Regions from separate parts of the Homo sapiens genome. Here region 1 is linked to region 2. Evidence: read pairs that join two places in POLR2A ChIA-PET (ENCODE). Cell type or tissue: K562. All regions are shown on one strand. Links, peaks and the distances in the headings refer to the core of each region. The heading gives the core; the rest is flanking DNA.

What was found. ChIA-PET counts read pairs that join two places held together with the same protein. Peaks named below come from ENCODE experiments on the same cell type or tissue, not always from the same donor. Only the 100,000 strongest peaks of a DNase experiment are listed, where the experiment ranks them.
Region 1: POLR2A ChIA-PET joins it to region 2 with 5 read pairs; 3 of 35 experiments call an interaction of 5 or more read pairs at or near these places.

The regions. Positions count from the first base shown.
Region 1 is chr7:5,263,420-5,271,688 of GRCh38, forward strand. No RefSeq gene overlaps it. Among named protein-coding and RNA genes, the nearest start is that of SLC29A4, 15 kb to the right of the region's middle. In K562, for the core only: no CTCF peak of the experiment used is centred there; DNase peaks (open chromatin) are centred at 2,927 and 3,402; H3K27me3 peaks cover 1,033 bases.
Region 2 is chr7:5,200,872-5,204,871 of GRCh38, forward strand. The region is part of intron 3 of WIPI2 (WD repeat domain, phosphoinositide interacting 2); the gene reads left to right. Among named protein-coding and RNA genes, the nearest start is that of WIPI2, 13 kb to the left of the region's middle. In K562, for the core only: no CTCF peak of the experiment used is centred there; no DNase peak of the experiment used is centred there.

The sequences.
Region 1 (8,269 bases), core at 1,849-5,848, 64 kb after region 2:
CAGGACAAATGGATCAGTCACAGGGTTCCCACTTGGCCTCCCTGGGCCTGAAACGACCCCACTCATTCTAATCTCCATCCTCCGGGCTCTTGGGAAGGTGAGAAATGTCTTCTGCCTCTGAAATCTCAGAAGAAATTATTTCCACTCCAGCAGCAGGAAACCCTTTGAGGGAAGAGACGGCTCCATCAGCAAAGATGCCACAGGATGGAATTGGCCCTGGGGCGGGGGCCTGCCCAGACTCCTCCCAGGCCAGAGAGAGGTGGGCTGGGGGACAACAAGTCCCCTCCACAGGGCCCCGGTACTGCATGAGCCGGTGAACAGGCTGCTCACGGACCAGGACCTTGTATCTGTGACCCAGCCACCAAAGGGTCCCTCAGGGCCCACACACAACCAAGCATGAACCTGGGAAATGGGAGCTCCGGCCCAGACTGAGGGGACAGGGTCATCCCCCAGCCTCACCCCAGTTCAGATCACAGCCATATGCAGAGTAAACTTGGGGTACAGGCAAGGCCCTGAGCCCTTCCCAAAGCTGAGGGGAAGTAGGTTTGGTGAGGAGATGCAGGGAAGGTTCTGGAAGGCTGGAAGCGCACCTCTTGTCTCCTGTCCTTTGGAGACAGTTTGTGGAATCTCTCTGGTAAATGTTTTTGTTTTTTTTTTTTTTCCTGAGACAGAGTCTCGTTCTGTCATCCAGGCTGGAAGGCAGTGGCACAATCTTGGCTCACTGCAACCTCCGCCTCCCTGTTTCAAGCGATTCTCATGCCTTAGCCTCCCTAGTAGCTGGGATTACAGGTGCACACCCCATCATGACCGGCTAATTTTTGTATTTTTTAGTAGAGACAGAGTTTCACAACTTTGGCCAGGCTGGTCTTGAACTCCTGATCTCAGGTGATCCTCCCACCTCGGCCTCCCAAAGTGCTGGGATTACAGGCGTGAGCCACCATGCCCAGCCTCTTTTTTTGTTTTTGTTTTTTTGTTTGTTTGTTTGTTTGTTTGAGACGGAGTCTTACTCTGTTGTCCAGGCTGGAGTGCAGTGGTGAGATCTTGGCTCACTGCAATCTCTGCCTCCCAGGTTCAAGCAATCCTCCTGCCTCAGCCTCCCAAGTAGCTGGGATTACGAGCATGTGCCACCACGCACTGCTAATTTTTGTATTTTTAGTAGAGATGAGGTTTCATCATGTTGGCCAGGCTGGTCTCGAACTCCTGACCTCAGGTGATCCACCCGCCTTGGCCTCGAACTCCTGACCTCAGGTGATCCACTCACTCTCACCTCGGCCTCCCAAAGTGCTGGGATTACAGGCTTGAGCCACCACACCTAGCCGATTCTTTTTTTTTTTTTAAGAGTTGGGGTCTCGCTCTGTCACCCAGCTGGAGTGCAGTGGTGCCATCATAGCTCGCTGCAGCCTAGACCTCCCAGGTCCAAGCGATCCTCCCACCTCAGCCTCCCAAGTAGCCAGGACCACAGGTGTACCACCACCACACCTGGCTAATGCTAATGTTTAAAATTTTCTGTAGAGACAAGGTTTTGCTCTGTCGCCCAGGCTAGAGTGCAGTGGCATGATCACAGCTCACTGTAGCCTCGAACCCCTAGGCTTCAGTGATCCTCCCATGTTGGCCTCTCAAGTAGCTGGGACTACAGATGGGCACCACCATGCTCAGCTATAGGATGAACTCCGATGGTCAGAAGGGTGAGGGGCCAGAGGCAGGACCCTCCAGGCAGAGAGACCAGCCCAAGACACAAACCTGGGAAGCGTGAGGGACCAGGTCGCAGAGGGTGGGGGCCCTAAATTAGGCCAGGGGACATACCCCACATCTTGCCCAAGAGCAGCAGAGTGCCGAAGGGCTGCCGACGGGCTGGTGGGCACACGCCCGCTGTGGCCCTGGGGCTCTGGCAGCTGAATAGGTATCTGTGCCAGCCCAGTGCCCAGACCCCAGGGCCAAGCAGATGGTCACAGAGCAGTCTCTCTTCTGTGCAAGGCCAAGCCACCACCGGGTACCAGACTTCATGTGGGGGCACTCCCGAATGACCACCCATCCTTCCATCAGCCCTGGGTGGGCTTTTGCCATTTTACAAGAAATGGGAGGCTCAGAGAGGTTGAGAAATGTGATCAAAGACACACAGCATAGCCAGGGGTTGAATCCAGGACTGCTGGGACACCAGGGGAGTGGCAGTTTACAGCAGAGCACGTGTGTGTGTGTCTATTGTTGTGAGTGTCTGTGTGAGCCTGGCAGTGGCCACGGGTGTCAGAGCCGACTCCTCCCAGCTCCAAAGACGACCGTGTGCCCTGTCCCCAACTCTGACCTCATAATGATAGCTGGAAACCGGTGGGAATGTTGACACCGTGGAAATTAGCAACTGCTACAAGTCAGAACGCTGGGCGTGTTAAACACTGACCAGTCCAGCACTGACTGACAAGTGCGTGCATCTGCGTGAGATTGAGTGTGTGTGGGTGCGTCTTTTTGTGTGTGTGTCTTTGTGTGTGTGTGTCTAGGTCTGTCCATCTGTGCGGCGCCTTTGTCTCCTGCTTTGCTCATCTGTCTATCCCTGTCTGAATCTGTGTGCACGCCTCTGTGTGTCTGAATGTGTCTGTGTGTGTCTGTGGCTGAGTGTGCTTCAGTGTGTGTGTGTCTTGCATGCATGTATATGTCTGTGTGTGTCTATGTGTGTGTCCAAGCACATATGCATTTGTGTGTGTGACAGCGTTTTGGGGGTGTGTGTGTGTGTGTGTGTCACTGTGTGCGTGTTCATGTGACTGTGTGTCCTCTCAAGCTGAAGATGATGGTTTCAACTGAAATTGAGGCTGACGCTCTCCACTACAAAGCTCAATTTGCTTGCAAATGTCCTTCAAGAGGCAGAGGAGACAGGAGCGGAGGGGGCGGGAGGCAGGAACCAGACAGAGGCAGCGACCGGCAGCAGAAATGACGTCACCAGGCAGATTCCAAGAGCGCCCCAGGACCAGTGGGGTGTCACCCACCCCTAGAGGCACTGTGGATCCTAGAGGTGACTCTTGCAGGCCCCAAACACAGCCCTTGAGAAAGCAGTCATTTGGGAGGATTCGGAGTGATAAAAATATAAAATTTGTTGCTTGCGAAAATCACTTGTGACTTAAGAGCCTGCGTCTCCCGTTGTCATGGAATTGACAATACCGTTGAGGATCAAAGGGACAAGAATGGATGAGGAGCTCTGTTTCCCACTTAACTCCTGGAAGCCTTTTCTCCCAAGCTTCGCACTCTCTCCTCCCTCTGAAGAAGACTCTAGAGGCCGTAGTGCAACCCTCCATCACTCAAAAGCTGGGACCCTCTCTGTTCTGGACAGACACCCCTTGTCAGGAAGAGCCCCTCCTCCCCCACCCCAGCCAAGTGGCTGCCATCCCGCTGCCCCACCCTCCTGGCCCCGGGCAACCATGTGACCCAAGCTGGGCCAATCAGATTCTCCCCTGGGATTTTTCACATTGAAACCAAAGGGAGAAGGGTTGGGCCCTCCCGGGAGATAAAAGTGGGTGGCTGTGTGGGTGGTGGCTGACGCCTGTAATCCCAGCACTTTGGAAGGGCGAAGTGGGAGGATCACTTGAGGTCAGGAGTTCGAGACCAGCCTGGACAATATGGCCCATCTCATAGACTTGATGGCCAAGGCCCCAAGAGGAGGCATGACTTGCCCAAGGCCATACAGTGCAGGGTGCCGGGTGATAAAGTCCCAGAGACGCTCTCTTCCTCCTGCAGGTCAAAGCACCAGAATCCAAAACGCCCTCTGCTCCTGATGGCTCAGAAGGGAGCCACCCCATCAATTATTAAATGTCCTTAAAAGCCCAAGAAAACTGAGATGGGACTGGATCAGAAGCCATCAGACCACTCACAACCTTTGGCTAAAAAGGAAAAATTAAGGCCAGGCGTGGTGGCTCACACCTGTATTTCCAACACTTTGGGAGACTGAGGTGGGTGGATCACTTGAGGTCAGGAGTTCGAGACCAGCCTGGCCAATATAGCAAAACCCAGTCTCTACTAAAAATACAAAAATTAGCCAGGCGTGGTGGTGGGCGCTTGTAATCCCAGCTACTCGGGAGGCTGAGGCAGGAGAATTGCTTGAACCCGGGATGCAGAGGTTACAGTGAGCTGAGATCGCACCACTGCACTCCAGCCTGGGCGACAAGAGCAAAACTCCATCTCAAAAAAAAAAAAAAAGGAAACATTAAGTTCATGGGGAGTTAATCCACGTATGGCACAAGGCAGGAATTCTCAGTGTTTTGGCATCCCTGGGATAACGACAAACCTCGCTTAGAACAAGATGTTGGGAGTCACAGAGTGGTTTCCAGGTAGTCCCTTTGACATCTTGGGGGAGTGGGGAGGGTACTGTGAAATGTGACTCTCACACTCACCTCAGCTGCACAGGCAAGTGCTCCAAGACTTCACAGGTGAACTTTTAGCTAAGGACAGAGTTCTTTCCCACCCTCCCCCACATGCATATTTATTTCACCCAACAAAACCTGACTTTTACACACATTTCATAAAGCAACGCGCATTCTGCATTCCCACGGAACGTTATATTGTGTGCATTGCTTCATCTCACCAGGCTTCCTTTTTAAGAACTTCCCTCTGCCCAGGCGTGGGTGGCTCATGGCTATAATCCCAGCACTTTGGGAGGCCAAGGCCAGAGGATTGCTTACGTTCTTTATGTTATTTAGCCTGGGCAACATAGTGAGACCCCATCTCTACAAAAACAAAAAATTAACCAGGCGTGGGGGTGCATGCCTGTTAGCTACTCAGGAGGCTGAGGCAGGAGGATAGCTTGAGTCCAAGAGGTCACGGCTACAGTGCAGCGAGCTATGATCGCACCACTGCACTCCAGCCTGTGCAACGGAGCGAGACCCTGACTCTTTTTTTTTTTTTTTGGAGACAGAGTCTAGCTCTGCAGCCCAGCCTGGAATGCAGTGGCAAGACCTCAACTCACTGCAACCTCCACCTCCCGGGTTCAAGCAATTCTCATACCTCAGCCTCCCAAGTAGCTGGGATTACAGATGTCCACCACCACACCCAGCTAATTTTTGTATTTTCAGTAAAGATGGAGTTTCCCTACGTTGGCCAGGCTGGTCTTGAACTCCTGACCTCAAGTGATCTGCTCACCTCGGCCTCCCAAAGTGCTGGAATTACAGGTGTGAGCCACCACGCCCAGCCATACCCTGACTCTTAAAAATGAAATAAAATAAAGTTAATGTTGTAAACATGAAATATGCTGCTCTCAAGAATTGATGTTCAGGCCGGGCATGGTGGCTCACGCCTGTAATCCCAGCACTTTGGGATCCTCCCAGCAGGACGATCACTTGAGCCCAGGAGTTCGAGACTAGCCCAGGCAATATGGTGAAAGCCCATCTCTACAAACCCCACAACAATTAGCCGCGTGTGGTGGCATGGACCTGTGGTCCTAGACACTCAGGAGGCTGAGGTGGGAGGATCGCTTGAGTCCAGGAGGTCGAGGCTGCAGTGAGCTATCATGGTGCCACTGCATTCCAGCCTGGGCAACAGAGCAAGACCCTGCCTCAAGAAAATAAAAAAAATAAAAAATAAAAAAAAGGATGCTGTAGGAGTTAGGACCAGAGAGATGTTGGGCTGTTTTAGGTGAACTTTTATGTTACTGATGATGAAGGAGAGTATCCAAGAGTGACTCTGCACACCCGAAAAACACCCTGAGTATGTCCCATCTCCTGGCAGCTCAGCACCCTTTCTGCTCCACCCCAGGGTCTACATGGTCATCCTGGGGCCACCACCTTTTATTTGATCATAAAGTTTTTTGGTGGCTCTTGCCTCTTTGAGACACCAACAGAAAACAGCAGATTGAGATCAGGGTAATTCAAGGAGGGTTATTTGCAAAGGCATGGTTCACATGAGGGAGGACAGGGGGTCAAGAATCGCCCGGCACTACGGTGACCTGGGATAGCAGAAAAAAGAGCTGTGACCGGCTGGGCGCAGTGGCTCACGCCTGTAATCCCAGCACTTTGGGAGGCCGAGGCGGGAGGATCACAAGATCAGAAGATCGAGACCATCCTGGCTAACATGGTGAAACCCCGTCTCTACTAAAAATACAAAAAATTAGCCAGGCGTGGTGGCAGGTGCCTGTAGTCCCAGCTACTCCAGAGGCTGAGGCAGGAGAATGGCGTGAACCTGGGAGGTGGAGCTTGCAGTGAGCCCAGATCATGCCACTGCACTCCAGCCTGGGTGACAGAGCGAAACTCTGTCTCAAAAAAAAAAAAAAAAAAAAACACGAAAACTATTTATTTCTTACAGTTCTAGAGGCTGGGAACTCCAAGGCTGTGGGGCTGTGTCTGGTGAGGACCTTCTTGCTAGTGGGGACTCCTCTCTGCAGAGTCCCAGGGAGGCACAGGGCATCCCATGGTGAGAGGGCTGAGCATCCTATCTCAAATCTCTCTTCTTCTTATAAGGCCACCAATCCCACTCCCATAATAACCCATAATTAATGAACGGATTACTCCATTCGAGAGGGCAGAGCCCGCATGACCCAATCAGCTCTTAAAGGCCCCACCTCTCAATACTGCCGCATTGGGGATAAATTTCAACATGAGTGTTGGAGAAGACAGACATTCAAACCATAGCAGGGCTTGTTAGTCTTTGTGGGAATCAAGGAGAATTTGATGAAATCCATCAATTCCTCTTCCTGGAAACAGGTACATCCACACTCCTTCAGTTCCAAGTGGCAGAAACGCCACTCAAACAGCTTTATGCTAAAAAGGGAATTTACTGGCCCACAGCGTAGGTGTCAGGTAAGGCTAGATCCAGGGTCTCAAGTAATGCTGCCAGGGCTCTGGCTTGATCGCTGTTCCGTTTGTCTTCATGAACTTCATTCTGCACATAGGTGCTGGGCACATGGCGGACAGGTGTCTACGGCAGCTTGATCTTATCTCCCCAAATTGAGGTGCCATAAAATAAACCCATCCAGGAAGACCTCATAAAAGTTCTAAGGAAGGCTCTGACAGGCCAGGCTCGAGCCATATGCCCTTCCCTGACCAACCTCTGTGTTCCAATGGATACTGTCCCGTGACTGGCCTCAGTGATGCTTTGGTGACTCACAGCCCTACCTCCCCCCAGGGCGGGTGGGGTGGAAGTTTCCCAAACCAATACACACTATAGCCACTTTGGGAGGCTGAGGCGGCAGATCACGAGGTCAAGAGATCGAGACCATCCTGGCCAACATGGTGAAACCCCCCCCTCCCCCACTAAAAATACAAAAATCAGCCCAGGCGTGGTGGTGCGCACCTGTAGTCCCAGCTGTTGTGTGCAGCCCTCCCCTAAGACACACAACAGCGCAGGGACCACAGGCCACCACTCACCCCTTTTCTTTGCAGGTAGAGAAATGGAGCCACAGATCAAGGTCACCCAGTGAGTGAGAAGCGAAGTCTGGAGCTGAGGCAAGTTTTTCAAATTCCTCATCCAAGGCTTTCTCTTGGAAAGCCCAAAGCTTATTAAATCCTTAAAGGGCATTATCAACGAGACGTGCATTGAGTTTCCTTAATCCTGCAAGAGGATTAGGAGAATTCAGCCAAGATAAGCTCCTTCAGGGACAAACCAGCCACCTCTCACCAACCCGTGCTCTTAGCGGGCTGGGACCAGCCCCCTCAAGGAGCCTCGACCTTGGGACCCATCCCCACCTCATCAGGCTCACAGCCCATAATTATAACAACCACAGCCATGTTCAGACAGCCCAGGAAGGCTTCCAAGGGGACTGGTGTTTTTAGAAGACAAAACAGCATGAACAAAGACATATAGTCAGAGGCTGGGTGCAGTGGCTCTTGCCTGTAATCCCAGCATTTTGGAAGGCTGAGGCAGGAGGATCACTTGAGCTCAGGAGTTTGAGACAGGGCTGGGCAACATAGTGAGACCCTGTCTCTACAAAAAATTTTTTAAATTGTGTAGCTGGGACTACAGGCATGGTGGCATATTCCTGTAGTCCCAGCTACTCAGGGAGGCTGAGGCAGGAGAATCACTTGAACCCATGAGTTTGAGGCTGCAGTGAGCTATGATTGTGCCACTGCAGTCCAGCCAGGGAAACAGAGCAAGAGCTTGTCTCTAAAAAAAAGAAGATATGGAGGCTGGAACTTGAGGTCATACCTACCCCTAAATATACAAGGCCTGGGATGAGGGCCAAACGATGAAAGGCTCACACATCATACTTAAGAGTTATAAATCAAGCGGAAAAACTGCTAGGCAAATACATTCTGTCCATACTTTTCTTTTTTTAATTTTTATTTTAGAGACAGGGTCTTGT
Region 2 (4,000 bases), core at 1-4,000:
AGAGAGTGGGGCAGCAGAATTTCCATGATCAGCGTCCCTGACTCATGGCTCCTGGTGGCTGGCTTAGGTTTTACTCCTTTCTTTGTCCTTAGACTTGCCTGCTGGTACTTACTAAATCTTCCAAAAAAGCCTTTCTTCTGCCACGGAGGCTGGGAGATGTGATCTGGGCGATAACATAGGTGTGAGCCAGGGCTGTTTATCCCAGGCGCCGCCCGCCTTCCTGAAGTCCTGTCACCTGGCTGCCTTCACGTGAGCCACACGGGATTGCTCCCCACAGTGGTTTCTGCAGTGGAGGGCAGCCCCGTCTCCAGGCTTTTACGAATGACTGAAACTCAGTCCAGATCCAGATGAAGCGCCTGAATTGTGCTGTTAAATTGTTGCTGGAGTCACTGTAGTCATCTGTTTTGAAATGCACAGAGGTTTTTCCCTTGCTGGGGGCCAGTGCTTATAAAGAGTGGAAGAATGCCAAAACCTGGTCTTTCCTTTTCCTCAAATTGAAGTTTAGTTACTGGCTTCTAGTGCCTTATTTCCCAGAGATTTTTAGTGGAACAAAATGGGATGTCTTGATAGTATCTTTTAGAGTGGATATTGGCCGGGCGCAGTGGCTCACGCCTGTAATCCCAGCACTTTGTAAGGCCAGGACAGGCAGATCACATGAGGCCAGGAGTTGAAGACGAGCCTGGCCAACATGGCAAAACCCTGTCTCTACTAAAAATACAAAAAAATTAGCCAGGCATGGTGGCGCACACCTGTAATCCCAGCTAATAGGGAGGCTGAGGCACGAGAATCACTTGAACCCAGGAGGCAGAGGTTGCAGTGAGCCAAGATTGTGCCATTGCACTCCAGCCTCGGTGACAGTGAGACTCTGTCTTAATAAATAATAAAAAATAAAGAGTGGATGTTTCCTGACCAACATGGTAAGGTGGGTGCATGAATGTCTGTGTTCTTCTTAGTGAACTTTGGCCCTTAAAAATAGATGATGAAATGGACAAAGAATGTTTTGAGGGTTAATACTTTAAACTGATCTATTACATTGTTCTATTCCAAGAATATTATCTGCCTTTCCTCTTTCACACTTTTTTTTTTTAGTAGATAAGAGAATGTCTCTAGAAAACAGGTTAGCTACTAAGTGAAATGTCAAGATTGTTTTCTAGCATTTTTCTATAGGTGGACTCAGAGGAAAGAATGTTTCTTCATGTCTCAGTATTTAGTTCAGGCTCAGTATTGACGTCTACCCTCAAAACTTTTAACAATCCATCATAAAATCAGATCTTTGCTGTCACTCACTGTGGCTGTTACAGAAAGAATGGGCCAGAGCTGGTCTTAGAGAAAAACAAGATGGACAGCTACTTGTTGTTCTTTTGTTTACTTAGAAAAGAAAATTCACACACACACACAAAAGCTTGGTCTAGCAGTACTGGAAGATAGATTTTCTACCATCAATGTTGTAATTTCAAACTTGAAAGTTGCAGGAACTGCCAGATAGGCTTTGCACATTGTTTATGGGCGCCTCATATATGTATATATATGGGGACAGAGTCTCGCTCTGTCACCCAGGCTGGAGTACAGTGGCATAATCATAGCTCACTGTACCCTTGACCTCCTGGGCTCAAGCGATCCTCCCTCCTCAGCCTCCTGAGTAGCTGGGACCACAGGCACATGCCACTACACCTGGCTGATTTTTTTTTAATTTTTGTAGAAACGGGGTCTTACTATGTTGCCCAGGCTGGTCTTGAACTCCTGGCCTCAAGCAGTCCTCCCACCTCAGCCTCCCAAAGTGCTGGGATTATAGGCGTGAGCCACTGCATCCAGCCTCTCATATGATCAGTGCTGGGATTACAGGCGTGAGCCACCGCGCCCGGCCTCTCATATGATCATTTTCTTTCTCCATGTGCATTTTTGTTGTCGTCATTTTTTGAATATACATAATGCACAAAATGTGGTCTCTTTTCCCTAAAATATTCTACAACAGTATCCTACACTGTTAGGCAAAATAAATGAAGGGTATGGGTTTATTATTTGTAAAAGATCACAAAAGTTTAGAAGTTGGCTTTTTTCAAAAGCTGCACTGTGTGTTTTCTTTGCATTTGCTAAACTGGATTCTGAGCTAGGAAAACATCTCATAAACATTCCGTTCTGAAACCCAGCACAAGCAGACTGCTCCTTAGCTCAGCAAAAGTGACTACAGCCTGCGTTGATTATGGAAGTGTAGCTGTTGACATATAACATCTTTTATCAACCTTCCTGCTTGGCCAAGAAACTAATCATTTACTTTACGGGCCATCATCTGCATCTTAAGGTTTGAGAAATGGTGTTTTCTGACGTTAGTCTTATTTGACAGGCAGTGCACTGGTTGGAATATTAATTTCAGTGAGATTTATAGTAATGTATCCTACAGAGGAGAAACCACGAGCGTCCCTTGGCCTAAATCTGTGGTGCTGGAATGCTGGCCTCTTACCTTGCATCCTGGCGGAGCCGCAGACACACACGGAAGTGGATTCAAGCAGTTATTTCATGGCCTCATTCTTCCCTTCCCACTCCAGAGCTTCATCGTTGCCAACTATAAACCACGCCAGCAGAAGCAAAAAGCAACATTCTTTTTTAAATCAAGTAATTAATTTCTTAGATTTTAGTCAGGCAATCTCTAGGAGGGAAGTTTGGCAGAAAGTGTGGCTGAGGCCACCTAGAATGAGTGCTAAAAGCAAGGCCTCATTCCTCCAGTGGGATGGAAGTCACTAAAGTTTACGTTCAGCCTTTTTTTTTTTTTTTTTTTTTTTTTGAGACGGAGTGTCGCTCTGTAGCCCAGGCTGGAGTGTAGTGGCGCAATCTTGGCTCACTGCAAGCTCCGCCTCCCGGATTCGCGCCATTCTCCTGCCTCAGCCTCCCGAGTAGCGCCACCATGCCCGGCTGATTTTTTTTGTGTGTGTATTTTTAGTAGAGACAGGGTTTCACCGTGTTAGCCAGGATGGTCTCGATCTCCTGACCTCATGATCCACCCGCCTCAGCCTCCCAAAGTGCTGGGATTATAGGCGTGAGCCACCACACCCTGCCACGTTCAGTCTTTCTTAGTGTCAGCGTGAGTGCCTCTTGGCACTGGTGTCCTGGGACGTGCCATCTTGAGTCAATACATCTGTGCAGTCTGGTTTCTTTGCTTTCTTTTGATTATTATGGCATCTTTCACCTAGCAGCCTGATCCATTGTCCACCATTATTTCATGGGAGGGCTGAGCCAGGTTTGTACTTCAGTTTACTGGAAAGTGATTGTTCTGGGTATGCGGGTTCCATGTATATTTATATGTTTGAAAGTTCATCTGGGCCGGGCGCGGTGGCTCACGCCTGTTATCCCAACACTTTGGGAGGCCGAGGCGGGTGGATCACCTGAGGTGAGGAGTTAGAGACCAGCCTGGCCAACATGGTGAAACCGCGCCTCTACTAAAAATATAAAAATTAGCCGGACATGGTGGCGCGCTCCTGTAATCCCAGCTACTCTGCAGGCTGAGGTAGGAGAATCACTTGGACCCGGGAGTCAAAGGTTGCAGTGAGTCAAGATTGTGCCACTGCGCTCCAGCTTGGGCTGTCTCAAAAAAATTAAAAATAAGAAAGTTCATCTGTATGTGAAGTGTAATAGAAAAATATTAGAGCATCTTGAAATAATACATTAGAAAAATGGCAACAAACCTAAACTACTAGCAATATATAAAAGTAGGTTGCTTTCTGAAAGGTGTATTCCTGAAAAGATCTAGTCAGATTTGGTCCGTAGAACTTAATGTCACTGCGAAGTGCATCCTTTTGTGTTATGGCTGTTACCACTACTACTACTACTGCGTTTTTTTTTTTAAAACACAGGGTCTCGCTCTGTCACTCATGCAGTGGTGCCAGCACGGCTCACTGTAACCTCAACCTCCCGGGCTCAAGTGATCCTCCCCCTTCTTGCATAGCTGGGACTGACTACAGGTGCACACCACCATGCCCAGCTAATTTTTTTTTAAGAGTTGGGGTCT